Linked DNA regions of Homo sapiens: region 1 is linked to region 2. A link is a contact called in ENCODE Hi-C data. All regions are on one chromosome and are shown on one strand. The core of a region is the stretch at or near the end of the contact, and the rest is flanking DNA. Distances in the headings are between cores, read along the strand shown. Region 1 holds the start of LMF1-AS1 (LMF1 antisense RNA 1). Region 2 holds the start of METRN (meteorin, glial cell differentiation regulator).

Evidence for each region. Hi-C counts contacts between places; a loop is a spot of excess contacts on that map.
Region 1: a map of chondrocyte shows a loop between it and region 2 (4-fold over the local background). The contact joins the promoter of LMF1-AS1 here to the promoter of METRN in region 2. A Hi-C loop is called at or near these places in 1 of 168 maps with a recorded cell type or tissue (chondrocyte).

Annotation. Positions count from the first base shown.
Region 1 is chr16:918,866-925,807 of GRCh38, forward strand. LMF1-AS1 (LMF1 antisense RNA 1) reads left to right here and starts at 2,168. Exons shown (of 2, transcript NR_110946.1): 1 at 2,168-2,302. The region is part of intron 3 of LMF1 (lipase maturation factor 1); the gene reads right to left.
Region 2 is chr16:710,572-717,180 of GRCh38, forward strand. It overlaps METRN (meteorin, glial cell differentiation regulator), which reads left to right and starts at 4,547. Exons shown (of 4, transcript NM_024042.4): 1 at 4,547-4,822; 2 at 5,013-5,413; 3 at 6,362-6,421; 4 at 6,500-6,609. The coding sequence starts at 4,719. RefSeq lists silencers at 1,289-1,418, 4,306-4,615, 4,716-5,145, 5,246-5,305 and enhancers at 3,563-4,161, 4,760-5,357, 5,358-5,955, 5,956-6,553.

The sequences.
Region 1 (6,942 bases), core at 918-3,417, 210 kb after region 2:
GGCCAGTGCCCTGGGGTGCACCCTGACTCTCAGCCAGTCCTGGGGTGGGCGCCTGCTCAGAGACACCTGTGGGATGTGGGTCTCACTCCCGAGTAGCGGTGGGACGAGCTCTCGGCACCTGCTCCTCCCACGGGGCCTCCTGGGCTGGAGCCCGCACAGCACAGTAGCATCCACATCCCTGCTGTGACACCTGTGTGGGCAGTCGGCATGTCGGCGTGGACTCCCAGGCTGCAGAATCAGGTGTTCCCCTCACCACACAGTCTCGGGGGACAGTCTGTTTTCACTCGCGGCTTTTCCAGACCCTCCCCTGACACTCGGCAGTCGGCGTTTCCAGGTGTGCTCAGTGTGGCCAACAGGCACGATCCACCCCACGTGGAGGGTGGTGTGTCCAGGGGCTATGTGAGCTCACACACTCACAGGGAAGGAACGTGGGGGTTGGCACACCTGAGAAGTGGGCGGGAATCACCCCACATGCCCGCGGCAGGGGGCAGGGCAGCCCTGTGGCCTCTGCTTCATCTCTGTCAGGACCTATGGTGGACACACACAGCTCCTGCCCCACCTTCATCACTGCTGAGCCCCCCTGGGAAAGCTCATATCTCCAGCGCTCGCGTGAGGACAGCAGTGCCGGCAGCACCAGGGCACAGGCCCCACAGACAAGGGGCCCGGAGGCCGCTGGGGGCATTCCACCCACAGACCCGCTCTGGACAGTGTGCGCCCTCAGAGGCAGGGAGGGCGTCTGGACCGCAGTCTCATGTGGGTCACTCTTGGGGGCCTCGGGCAGCAGCAACTGAAGGAGGCAGTGATGACCTCAGGCCCACGTCCTGGAGGTCTTGGGGAGAAAGACAGGAAGTGTTTTCCTAGAAACACTGGTGTGCAGAGAGGACTGGGTTTCAGCTACATCATGTGGCAGGGCCGCCCTGGGAGGAGCCTCACGGAGACCCACAGACAGAACGTGGGGGTGAGGGTGAAGCAGCCAGCATCCACAATGGGCTCCCCACCCCACAGCTCCGCCCCGGGACCCCCTTCCTCCGAGGCAGTCAGGCTCCTGCCCCCGGCACCATCCTTCCGGCCTCGGTCAAGACTGCCCGGACACCACCTCCAGGGCCTTGCTGGACAGGACATCCACACTGGCCCCAGCCTGTCGGCCCCCAGCACAACATCTGCACCGGCCCTGGCCCGTCGGCTTAGCCCCCAACACGACATCCACAATGGCCCCAGCCTGTCGGCTCCCAACAGGACATCCACACCAGCCCTGGCCCGTCAGCTGGGCCCCCAACAAGACATTCACACTGGCCCTAGTCCGTCGTCCCCCAACATGACATCCACACTGGCCCTGGCCCGTTGGCTCGGCCCCCGACACGACATCCACACCGGCCCCAGCCCGTCAGCCCCCACAGCACGCACTGCATGTCCACATTCCCCTCTCTACACACCACACCCCAAGCGCTGGCTCCACACGGACGCAGGAAAGCATCAGGACCGGAAAGCACAGGAAAACGTGCTTGCCAGGCAGGCGGGCTGGAGAGCTGAGCAGAGACACAGAGCCTCGGAGGAAGGCCAGGCCCACTCCAGAGCAAGAACTAAAATCTCCAGAGCACAAATGCCCCTGGCTGAGCTCAGCAGCAGAGTGAAGAACGAAAGAAAAGGCAGTGAACACGAAGACATAGCAGCCACAGTGACTCATTCTAGAGATGAGAGGCTTTTAGAAAACACCACACAGAAGCACAGGGCCCAGGAGCTCGTGGAAGGCAGGGAGAGGCCTGATGTCCATGTCCGTGGAGCCACAGGAGAGGAGAAAGAACATGGGGCAACCCCCCCAAATATTGGCAAAAATTATCCAAATTTGGTAAAAAGTAGGCATATCATAGTCAAGAAACTGGCAACGGAAGATAAAATCCCCAAAGCCATCAGAGAAACATAACACGTTACACTGGAACGTCAGGAATGATAGTCGACTTCCCGTCCAAAACGAGGGACAGATGGAGAGAGGGAGCCAGGCGCGGATCCTTCCCCAGGGGCCCCTGCATGCCCAGAGCAAGCATCTGCAGGCATCTCCAGCAGCAAAGGACACCGCTGTTCTCCCCGGGGAGCTTCAGTGTCATCAGAGCCTGAAGGAGGAAGCAACTCGGCACCACGTGGCCCAGAGCAGGCTCGTGAGCTGGCCTCGGTCAGCAGGTCGCCTGGGTCTCTGTCTCAGTGCTCAGCAGGGCGAGGACAGGACAGAACGGGCCCCATCACAGACTGCGCTTAGAAGGAACTCAGTAAAACAAAGACCATTTTCTTCTGGAGGCAACTCAAGGAGGTAAGACTGTGAGTCAAGCGCCTTGGAGGATAAGAAGTCCAGGTAAGTAGAAGGCAGGAGGAAGCTTCCCTAATATCACCTGCAAATCTGCTTCCACTGGGGCATTCTGTTCCCCTTTTCAGACAGCGCAGAGCCCTCCTGCGGTGAACAGTCGCCATAGCCCTTCTTGAGGGGCTGCTGGGTCCAAGACCTCCTGGGTGGGCACACGGACCTGCGCTCCCTGCAGAGACGTGGACAAGGCAGGCCCTGTGGAAAGTTCACCCGCCAGCCAGGCACCGGCACAAAGCCAAACCCCCCGGCGGAGTGTGTGGGGGCAGGGACAAAACGCTCCACGCGTTCTCACAGGGACTCGCCCTTAGAACAAGACAGCTGTATCTCTGTACAAATGCGGGCGGTGACGAGTGGGGATGACGGGACTTTCTGGGGTGACGGCCACTCCCTATACCTTGATGGGGCTCGTGCAAGTTCTTTATGGAGGGAAAGACGCAGTGTGCGGTGAGTTCCAGCTAATGATGTGGGAAGCATTGACACCAGCCCCACCCTGATGTGCGCTGAAGCACCGACGCAGGGACGGGGGACACGGGCGAGGAGACCCACTACGTAACAACGCAGCAAACCCCGTGAACAGAACCTACGGCATCCAGGCGGTCCCCGTGCGGGTTTTACTATACAATTCTTAGGAGAAAAACAAAGGTTAAAAGGTTTGAAATGTAAAAAAGATTGACTACATAGAAAATTTAAAAACAAAACATAAGTAAGAGAATCTACAGAAATAGGCTTAGCCGCTGAGAGGTGTTAGCAAGGTCTGGGCGGAACATTAAAAATCCTGTGAGTGGGCCTGGAAACCAGCGTTCCCCCACAGCTGAGGAGTAAGGGGAGAGAAGCAGCTGTTTATCCCAGATGAGGTCCAGAGAGACGCATTCCAAGCAGCCAACACGGGACAGAGGCGATGAGGGAGGGCGGCCTGGACAGAAAACTTCCAGGCAGATCGGGGCACCCTGTCTCGCAGGCCCAGCCATGCTCCTTGGCAGCAACCACCCAGGGGCTTTCTCACAGGCAGACCAGGGCAGCCTCTGGTCCCTGCACAATCTCGCCTCCGATGCAAGGTGGGAGAAGGCAGCCACCTCCCGAGGGGGGCCACAGAGGGGGTTCTGATCCAGCTGTGAGCTCTCACCCCCAGCCCACAGCGACTGGTAGCCAGGTAGGCAGAATGGCAGGCAGAGCGGCCACTGGGGAACTGATCCAGCAGGACCTGAAGCAGGGAGACAGCACACGGGCGTCCACCTAACGTGGCCAGCCCTTGTGTGGACAAACAGCTGAGAAAAGGCATTACTAACATGGACGTGAAGAAAGTCGCCTCGGTTTTTGGGTGTGATGTGGTGTTGGTGTCGTGTTGTTGCGAAGGCCCTGTCTGAAAGTCGCCTCGGTTTTCTGGTGTGATGTGGTGTTGGTGCGTGTTGTTGCGAAGGCCCTGTGTGAAAGTCGCCTGGGTTTTCGGGTGTGATGTGGTATTGGTGTCGTGTTGTTGCGAAGGCCCTGTGTGAAAGTCGCCTGGGTTTTCGGGTGTGATGTGGTGTTGGCGTCGTGTTGTTGCGAAGGCCCTGTGTGAAAGTCGCCTGGGTTTTCGGGTGTGATGTGGTGTTGGCGTCGTGTTGTTGCGAAGGCCCTGTGTGAAAGTCGCCTCGGTTTTCGGGTGTGATGTGGTGTTGGTGTCGTGTTGTTGCGAAGGCCCTGTGTGAAAGTCGCCGGGGTTTTCGGGTGTGATGTGGTGTTGGTGTCGTGTTGTTGCGAAGGCCCTGTGTGAAGGTCGCCTGGGTTTTCGGGTGTGATGTGGTGTTGGTGTCGTGTTGTTGCGAAGGCCCTGTGTGAAGGTCGCCTGGGTTTTCGGGTGTGATGTGGTGTTGGTGTCGTGTTGTTGCGAAGGCCCTGTGTGAAAGTCGCCTGGGTTTTCGGGTGTGATGTGGTGTTGGCGTCGTGTTGTTGCAAAGGCCTGTCTTCAGGTGTACGAGGAGGCATTTCCAAATGCAGGAATGTGATGCCTGGGATCTGCGTCATGGCAAAACAGCAGGGGCAAGGAGTGTGGGGCGGATGTGGCAGCTGCTAACACTGGCACGGTGCACTGTGGCCTACGAGGGTCCCCAGCTGTCCACAGTTCATTCCTCCCCATTGCGTGGCTTCCTGAACAGCCATGTATTTCCTAACTCTGCCGGCTGAGGGGCTGAGAAGCTGCAGCACCCCAGTAGTAACGGGCACCCCAGCACCCACGTCTTGGTCTCTAAACACCTTCCCCACTAAAGCATCAGGCTTCTCAGGGAAGCCAATAGTCCCGGCTACTCAGGAGGCTGAGGTGGCAGCACAGCTTGAGCCCAGTAGGTTGAGACTAGCCTGAGCAACAGAGCAAGATCCCAGCTCTAAAAAAGAGAAATCCTCCCTAAGAGCACTGCTTTAGAAGGACGTGGAGGAGGGGCTGTGGACTCTGAGCCTTACCCTCAATACAATGAGGTCACCTGCTCCTGGGAACCATCTTAGGATCCCTGGAATGGGCAGAGGGACAAACTCATCAGTGGCCCCCAATCTGGCAGAGTTAACCTGCCCCACAATCTCCAAATCCAGAGGCCTACAAAGCATCTGCTCCAAGCAGTAACAATGAGGTCCTGAGCGGAAATCTTCACAAAGTGGAGAGAAAAAACTGATGGATTGTCCAATGTGTTTGATTCTGTAAAAACAACAGTATTGGAAAGGGTTGACCAGTTGTGCTGGTAAAGTTGGAACAAATGAGTGAGATATGATCAGAGATGAAAAACGAAGCCAATCAAAATAGAAAAGGCAACTATGAACTCCAGGAAAAATGAAGAGTTATTAGAAAAAAAGTTACTATAGTTCACTATTTGGCTCAGCAGTCACAATATTTACAGAGTCAAAATAATGTAAAGACAATCAAACTAATAAAAATTATACTTGTGACACAGCTATACTGATGATGATGAGAAGAACATTAGGGTGTGTGAGGGCAATCCCTGTCGTTCATAAGAGGACATGTATACACAGTGTCTAACCGTGGTATGCGAAGAATAACCCATATAAACCTATCAGTCAGAAAGACAGACAAATACCAGAGTTAAGTGCAGGAAGTGATAAAAGGGTTGTCTGGAGAACAGCATGTGGCTGAGAAGTGGTACGGCAAGGGCTTCTGTTTTTATTATAAGTCGTGTAATACAATTTGACTATTCATGCACATGCCCATTTTTTTTTAATAATTAAAAGAACAATCTTCAGGCCACACTGGCCACAGTGTAATAAAATCAAAGTTGAGAAACAAAAGGCCACCTGTAAAACCCTGAGCATGTGGCATTTTCGAAGCATTTCTCCAGGCTGTCCTTGGTCTAGAGGCATTAGCGCTGAAGGTTATAAAACCACACCATCGGCCACTGTCAGGGGCAGCCGGGGGTCTCAGATGACAGGGTAGGGCAGGGACATACCCAGAAGTGGGTAGCCGCCCTCCAGTTGGCTTTCATTAGCAGAGAAGAAGAGACAGAAAATAGCTGAACCAACTCCAGGCACTGGAAATGATAAACCACTTTCTCCCAGAAAAAGCAAGCAACTACAAGAGGCAAAAACGAATGAGCTAGAGTATATTTTAAAATTCTGATAGATAAAACCAGCTCTTTGAAAAGACCCATAAAGGGGATGATCTATGGCGGTTTAGGCAAGGGAGAGTGAGGAAAAGGAGGAAACAAGTATTGAGGCCCAGGCGGGAGAACGGATGCAGACCTGCTAGGGGGTGGCAAGGCCACCGCACAGACTGTGCCCTCCAGCCGGCAGCGGGGGGTGGAGGGGAGGAGCGGGTGCAGTCAGACCCCCGTCCGCAGAGTGCTGGGTGCGAGTCCCCAAATGCCTGCTGGGCTGAGCTGCCCCCTGCGGAATGGGTGGTGACGAAACCGCCCTCTTCAGCCACACAGGAAGCCCCTTGCTCACTGTCACTGTCACTAATCCACTAGGAATGAAGAGCAGATGCCACCAAACATCCTGCATCCATACAGTTAAAAACAATTAAAAAGCCACGTTGAAGATTCTAGATTAAAGCCACTCAAGTGGATTCAGCACTGGAAGTATGAATCACAGCAACAAAACACTTCTTCAGTAGTTTAGAATTCTGCATAGTAAAGAGAATTTTTTAAAACAGAAATGGCTAACAACGTGATGGGAGAAATTCAAAACCAACAAAATGTTAATGATCGTGTGAATGAGACAAAATGGCCTTTAAAATCTATTTTCTGGGAGGGCGTGGTGGCTCATGCCTGTAATCCCCTAAAGCACTTTGGGAGGTCAAGAGAGGAGGACAGTTTGAGCCTAGGAGTTCAAGACCAGCCTGGACAACATAGCAAGACCCTGTCACTATAAAAAAGAAAATAAAAAAATTAATCGGGTGTGGTGGTTCATGCCTGTGGTCCTAGCTACTTGGGAGGCTGAGGTGGGAGGATCACTTGAGTCTGCGGAGGTCGAGGCTGCAATGAGCCGTGATTGTGCCAGTGCAGTCCAGCTTGGACAAATGAGCAAGGCCCTGTCTCTGAAGAAAAACTATATATATATGCTTTTCTTCTAGGTTCAACTTAGTAATTTTCACCAGATATTAGTAAGTG
Region 2 (6,609 bases), core at 3,297-5,796:
CTTCAAGCAAACAAGGAGCCCCCAGGGCTCACCCTCTGTGGTTCCTGGTTTACTCGAAGTTCTGTCTGCCTCAGGGCCTTTGCCCCTCTTCTCCCCAGGGTTGGGGCTCCCTTCCTGCCCCCCCATCAACTCCCCTCGTCCTTGATGTTGCTCCCCCAGGGCCCCAGCCAGCCAGCTCCTGCCCTGGCCGTGACAGCTGCTATTCTGTGCCCGGCACTGTGGTGTCCCCAGCGGGTTGTTCGGCACTCCGTGGCGCAGCCACCTGTCCGCAGCCGCTCCCCTGCGGGACGTGGGCTGCCTGTGCCACGCACTGCTGGGGCCCAGCTCATGGCAAATGCAGCACTGGTGTCCTCCACGGGCCGGAACCTGTGTCTGGGGGGAGAACGCAGTGGCCGAAGGTGGGAACCATGTGGCAGTGACCAGGGTCTCGACCGCCCCCACCCCAGCACCCCCTCAGGCTGCAGCTCCAAGGGCCCTCTGGGCAAGACAGGAACAGAAACCAAGTCTCAGGCTTCGGGACAAGCTGTGAGGCTGGCCGCCCTGCCTTGGGCTGAGGGGCCTTGTGATATGGCGTCTGTGTTTGGCCACGGCCAGGCTGACCCGCAGGCGGGAGAGATGATTGTCCCAGACTCTGCACTCTCCAGGGGTGGCCTCACGCGCTAGGCCCAAGGTTTCTGAAACAAAGCCTCAGGGAAGTTCTTCCTTTTGTCTGACTTGAGTATGTCTTGCTGCTGTCGCGTTCTGACTTGGGTGGAAATGGAGAGAGGCCCCTTCTGGGGTTTCAGGGCACTCAAGGGTCTGGGGCTTGGGGCACTTGAGGGGGCCCCCAAACAGCACAGACAGCCACGGCATCACCTAAGCTTGGGGATGCCTTCCAGGCACTCCTCCGCCCAGCCACCCCCCACTTAGTCTGCTGGTATTTACTGAGCACCAGCACCCTGGCAAGTCGGGTCCTGTACCCATAGCAACTGAGGACAGACTCGGCCTTCCAGGCCCCTCCTGTAGGCAGCACAGCACTCACTGATGCCAGGTGCTTTCCTGGGTGGGGCCGGGGGCTGTGAGGAAAAGGGGTGTGTGTCCAGGGCTTCTCCTGTGGGTGGCTGCATTGGCACCGGATCCCCGGAGATGAGGCTGGGGAGGAGGCAGGGACGCCCGGGGTTGAGGCGTCAACTCGGGGCCAGGCATGTGCCATTCCAGACCAGGTCACCCCAGGAACCCCTCCCTCCAACCACAGACACTGGCCCCTCTCTGGAGGAGGCCTGGGGAGAAGTCCGGGGCCCAGGCTGTCAGGAGGGTGTCTGGGGCTGACCCTCACGCCGCCACCAGAGGGCGCCTGGAGCCCACCGTGCTGACCCGGGGACCGCCAAGCGGCAGCAGCCCTGGACGGCTGGGTGGCTGCAGCGGCCGACCCGTGTGCCTCTCCCCACCTCTGCGAGCACCTCATGTGCTCAGCCCCAGGCCGAGTCTACCCTTTAACCTTTACGATTTTTATATTTTATTTATTTATTTTTTAATTTTTATTGAGACAGGGTCTCTTCTGTCGCCCTGGTTGGAGTGCAGTGGTGCAATCACAGCTCACTGCAGCCTCACCCTCCTGGGCTTAAGCAATCCTCCTGCCACAGCCTCCCAAAGTGCTAAGACTACATGCATGAGCTGCTGCACCCAGCTAATTTTTGTAGTTTTAGTGGAGTTGGGGTTTCAACATGTTGGCCAGGCTGGTCTTGAACTCCTGATGTCAAGCGATCATCCTGCCTCAGCCTCCCAAAGTGCTGAGATTACAGGCAGGAGCTGCCACACCCGGCCTTAATTTTTATGTAATTAATTAATTAATTTTTATGAGACAGACTCTCACTCTGTCACCCAGGCTGGAGTGCAGTGGCCTGATCTCAGCTCACTGCAACCTCCACCTCCCGGGTTCAAGCGGTTCTCCTGTCTCAGCCTCCCAAGTAGCTAGGACTGCAGGCGTGCGCCACCACGTCCAGCTAATTTTTGTATTTTTAGTAGAGATGGGGTTTCACCATGTTGGCCAGGCTGGTCTCGAACTCCCGACCTTGTGATCTCCCTGCCTTGGCCTCCCAAACTGCTGAAATTACAGGTGGGAGCCGCTGCGCCTTGACAATTTTTATTTTTAATTGTAAGATATACATCATAACATCTACCATTTTACCCATTTTAAAGTGTGCAGTTCCGTACTGTTGAGTACATTTGTGTTGTGTAATCAAGCTCCTGAATTCTGTCCCCATTAAGCTCCAATCCCTCATTCCCCTCCCCAGCCCCTGCTCCACTTTCTGTCCTCATGACCGTGACTACTCTAAGGTGACTCACAGAAGTGGAATCCAACAGTGTTTGTCCTTTTGTCTCTGGCTTATTTTGCTCAGCGCATAAGCCTCCAGGCTCATCCAGGCTGTAGCGGGTGTCAAGGGACCAGAACTTCATTCCTTTTTATGGCTTAATAATGGACCCACCGCCAGGGGGTGCCGTGGCTCATGCCTGTAATCCCAACACTTTGGGAGGCTGAGGTGGGCGGATCACCTGAGGTCGGGAGTTCAAGACCAGCCTGACCAGCATGGAGAAACCTCGTCTCTACTAAAAATACAAAATTAGCCGGCATGATGGCACATGCCTGTAATCCCAGCTGCTCGGGAGGCTGACGCAGGAGAATCGCTTGAACCCAGGAGGTGGAGGTTGCAGTGAGCCAAGATCGCGCCATTGCACTCCAGACTGGGCAAAGAGCGAAACTCCATCTCAAAAAAAAAAAAAAAAAAAAAAAAAAAAAAGAGGCCGGGCGCGGTGGCTCACATCTGTAATCCCAGCACTTTGGGAGGCCAAGGCGGGCAGATCACGAGGTCAGGAGATCGAGACCATCCTGGCTAACACGGTGAAACACCCTCTCTACTAAAAAAAGAAAAAATACAAAAATTTAGCCGGGTGTGGTGGCGGGCGCCTGTAGTCTCAGCTGCTCGGGAGGCTGAGGCAGGAGAATGGCATGAACCCAGGAGGCAGAGGTTGCAGTGAGCCGAGATCGAGCCACTGCACTCCAGCCTGGGCGACAGAACGAGATTCCGTCTCAAAAAAAAAAAAAAAAATGGACCCACTGCACTTGCTTGTCCACTCAGCTGCAGACAGGCCTTTGGGAGTCTTCCACCTTTTGGGGATTGTGATGGCTACTTCTGACCTGCACCTCGCCCAGAGCAAGGGGCTGGCCGAGCCCAGTAGGCGCCTTGTTCCTGTTTGGCCTGGGAGGGCCCTGGGGTTGAGGGAGGGCCTGGTCAGTGGGATCCAGCCTCCCACTGCCACTGAGCCATCTGGCCTCATCTGTCCGACTGCCACTGGTGAACTCATCTGTCCACCATGAGTTTCGAGCGCCGGGTGGCAGGAGGTTTGGGGGCAGGGGACGGAATGTTCACATCTTCAGGCTGCACAGTCTATGCTGGTCCTTGCAGTCCCCGGCTAAAGCTTCTGTCGTCCGTAAGGGGTTCAGTATGTAGTGGGACCCCTTTGCTTGTGCCTTAGGCCTTCTGTGATCTGACCTGTCGTCCCCACCCACCACCCATGCCCTGGGGTTTCACTGGGCTGCCAAGAGCTCCTTCCTCAGGCCCTTGACCCAGGCTGTCTGCTCTCCCCCATTCTCTTCCTGTCCACCTGGCCAGCCACTGCCCACTTCCTCCCATCAGGCCAACTCAGCAGTCCCGGATGCTGGGAATCCCACACTGCTCCAGCCTGAGGCTACAGTGTGTTTGCGAATCGCCTGTTTCTGCTTGTTTCATCTTGGTGGGGGCTGCTCCTGTGGCCCAGGGGTGTCCTCCCAGCTCCTGTGTCTCCACGTGCTGCAGGCCTGCAGGGGTGCCCGTGGCTGCTCCATTCACGCCCCTCCAGGAGCCCCGTCTGGCCCGGGGTCGGTCATCCGGCAACTATGGGGTGCCGCTAGGTCTGAGGAAAGGGGCCTAAGCCTGCGGGCTGCGCGCTCTTCAGCAGGACCCCCTCCTGCAGACGGCCTTACCAAAACCCGAGGCCTGGCCCCGCTCCAAGGCGCAGCCCCCAGGCCAGGCCTTCCCCGCCTCTGGAGTCATGACCCCTCTCCTCTGGGGCTCCACCGGCCTCTGGTCAGCAGGACCGGACCTGGTTGGGAGGGATGTGGCCAACAGGCCCAGGTCCCAGTGTTAGGAAGGAGCAGGCCCGGCCGCCCGCGAGGCGGAACCACCAGGTGGGCCACCTTCCCTACCGCCACCCCGAGGTTCCAGTGGACATCAAAACCTCGGCTCCATCAGAGGCTCCAGGACTCCGATCGGGACAGCGCGGGGGGCGAGGCCAGGGTGAGGGCGCGGCGAAGGAGAGACGCACAGCGCGGGGCGGGCAAGGAGCCTCCCTTCCGCGCCAAGGCCCCCCCCAACCCTCGAGGCGCTTGGACCGTGGGATAGTCCTCCGGCGGCGCCCGAGCTCCGGCCCCGCCCCCGCTCCGCCCCGCGCCTGCTATTGGCGGAAAGTTCCGGGCCGCGCCGCGACTGGCCGACACGCCGCAGGCCCCGCCCCCTTCCCGACCCGCTCCAAGGCGGCCCCGGCGCTGGGGCTGCGCGGCAGGCGGAGCGGCCGCGGGCTTGGGGGCTTCGCCGGGGCCGGGCGGCCGGCGCCCCCGGCTGCTCCCGCCGCCGCCCGGACCCGCGCCCCGCCGGGGCAGCGGTGGTGAGAGCCCCGACTCCCCGGACGCCGCCCGCCGTGCCATGGGGTTCCCGGCCGCGGCGCTGCTCTGCGCGCTGTGCTGCGGCCTCCTGGCCCCGGCTGCCCGCGCCGGCTACTCCGAGGAGCGCTGCAGCTGGAGGGGCAGGTACGGTCCGGGGGGCTGTCCCCGCACTTAGGACGGGGTGCGCTGCGGCTAGGACCCCCCAGGCGCCCCTCGGAGCGCGCAGAGCGCTGGGCCGGTTTCCCCATCCGCGAGGCGGCCTCGGGAGGGAGCGGGGGCTGCGCCGGGCGGGGACCCGCCCCCGTCTCAGCGCCCCGTCCCGTCCTGTCCCCAGCGGCCTCACCCAGGAGCCCGGCAGCGTGGGGCAGCTGGCCCTGGCCTGTGCGGAGGGCGCGGTTGAGTGGCTGTACCCGGCTGGGGCGCTGCGCCTGACCCTGGGCGGCCCCGATCCCAGAGCGCGGCCCGGCATCGCCTGTCTGCGGCCGGTGCGGCCCTTCGCGGGCGCCCAGGTCTTCGCGGAGCGCGCAGGGGGCGCCCTGGAGCTGCTGCTGGCCGAGGGCCCGGGCCCGGCAGGGGGCCGCTGCGTGCGCTGGGGTCCCCGCGAGCGCCGGGCCCTCTTCCTGCAGGCCACGCCGCACCAGGACATCAGCCGCCGCGTGGCCGCCTTCCGCTTTGAGCTGCGCGAGGACGGGCGCCCCGAGCTGCCCCCGCAGGCCCACGGTCTCGGCGTAGACGGTGAGTGGCGGTCTGGTTGGGACAGGGTGGGAGTCCCGAAGTCTTACCCTGCCTGGGCTTGGCGGGAATGTGCCTTGTCGGCCCCACTGCAGAAGGAAAAAGTGAGCTACAAGGGTTGGATGGGCTTGTCAGGCCACACAGCCTGGGACTGCTGGGGAGGGATGGCCTCCCCGCCCTCCCTTCCCGATTCATCTCTGGAAAGAGCTGGCAGGGGCAGAGTGGAGGGAAGGGGAGGCCGGGCCCAGCAATCCTGGGCCTCTGGTCCCTGAACGGTTGGGGGAAGAGATGGTGGGGACAGAATCGAAGCCTCCGGCCAAAGCTGTCCGGGGCTCCCTGGCCCAGCGGTGACCTCTCTCCCCTCCCCCAGCCCAACCAACAAAAGTCCAGTGTGCAGCCCGGTCACCATGGAGACGCCGCTCGCCTCCCTGCAGGGCACCAGGCCCAGCTCTTGCTTGGCTCTCCTGGAGCTTGGCGCCTGACCCTGAAAGGGATGGGCTCTCGCTATTCTGCCCCCTGGCCCTGGGCCAGGGACCCCAGACCACCCTTCCTCTGCCCCCACTTCCTATCACCCTAGCTGGGCTGCTGCTCTTCAGACCTCAGATCCGGGAAACTAGAGGGGTCCCAGATGCTGGGGTGCATATGTCAGATGGGAGTGCAGGAGGGCGGCCCAGGACAGCTGATCGCTAGGCATGGCCCCCAGGCCCACGTCTGTGTGCATTCCTGCCTTGGAGGTACGCGCCTGCAAGTGTGTTTCCTGAGTACAGGTGTCGCCGAGGGCGTGCACATCTGCTGTGTAGCTCTCTGGGACCCCCAGGTGCCATCAGGCCCTGAGCGTGGGCTCTGCTCATTTGCCTGCTGCCTCCTGCCGCTTGTGCGGACAAGGGACGGGGCCTGGGGTGATGCCGGGAGAGGGCAGGGCCTCTCCTCACCACCCCCTCTGCATGCCAGGTGCCTGCAGGCCCTGCAGCGACGCTGAGCTGCTCCTGGCCGCATGCACCAGCGACTTCGGTGAGTGTCCCCGCCATGGGGGGAGCCTGGAGCCTGCCTTCCCCTGAATGCCTACCGCAGCCACATGCCTCCCCACAGTAATTCACGGGATCATCCATGGGGTCACCCATGACGTGGAGCTGCAGGAGTCTGTCATCACTGTGGTGGCCGCCCGTGTCCTCCGCCAGACACCGCCGCTGTTCCAGGCG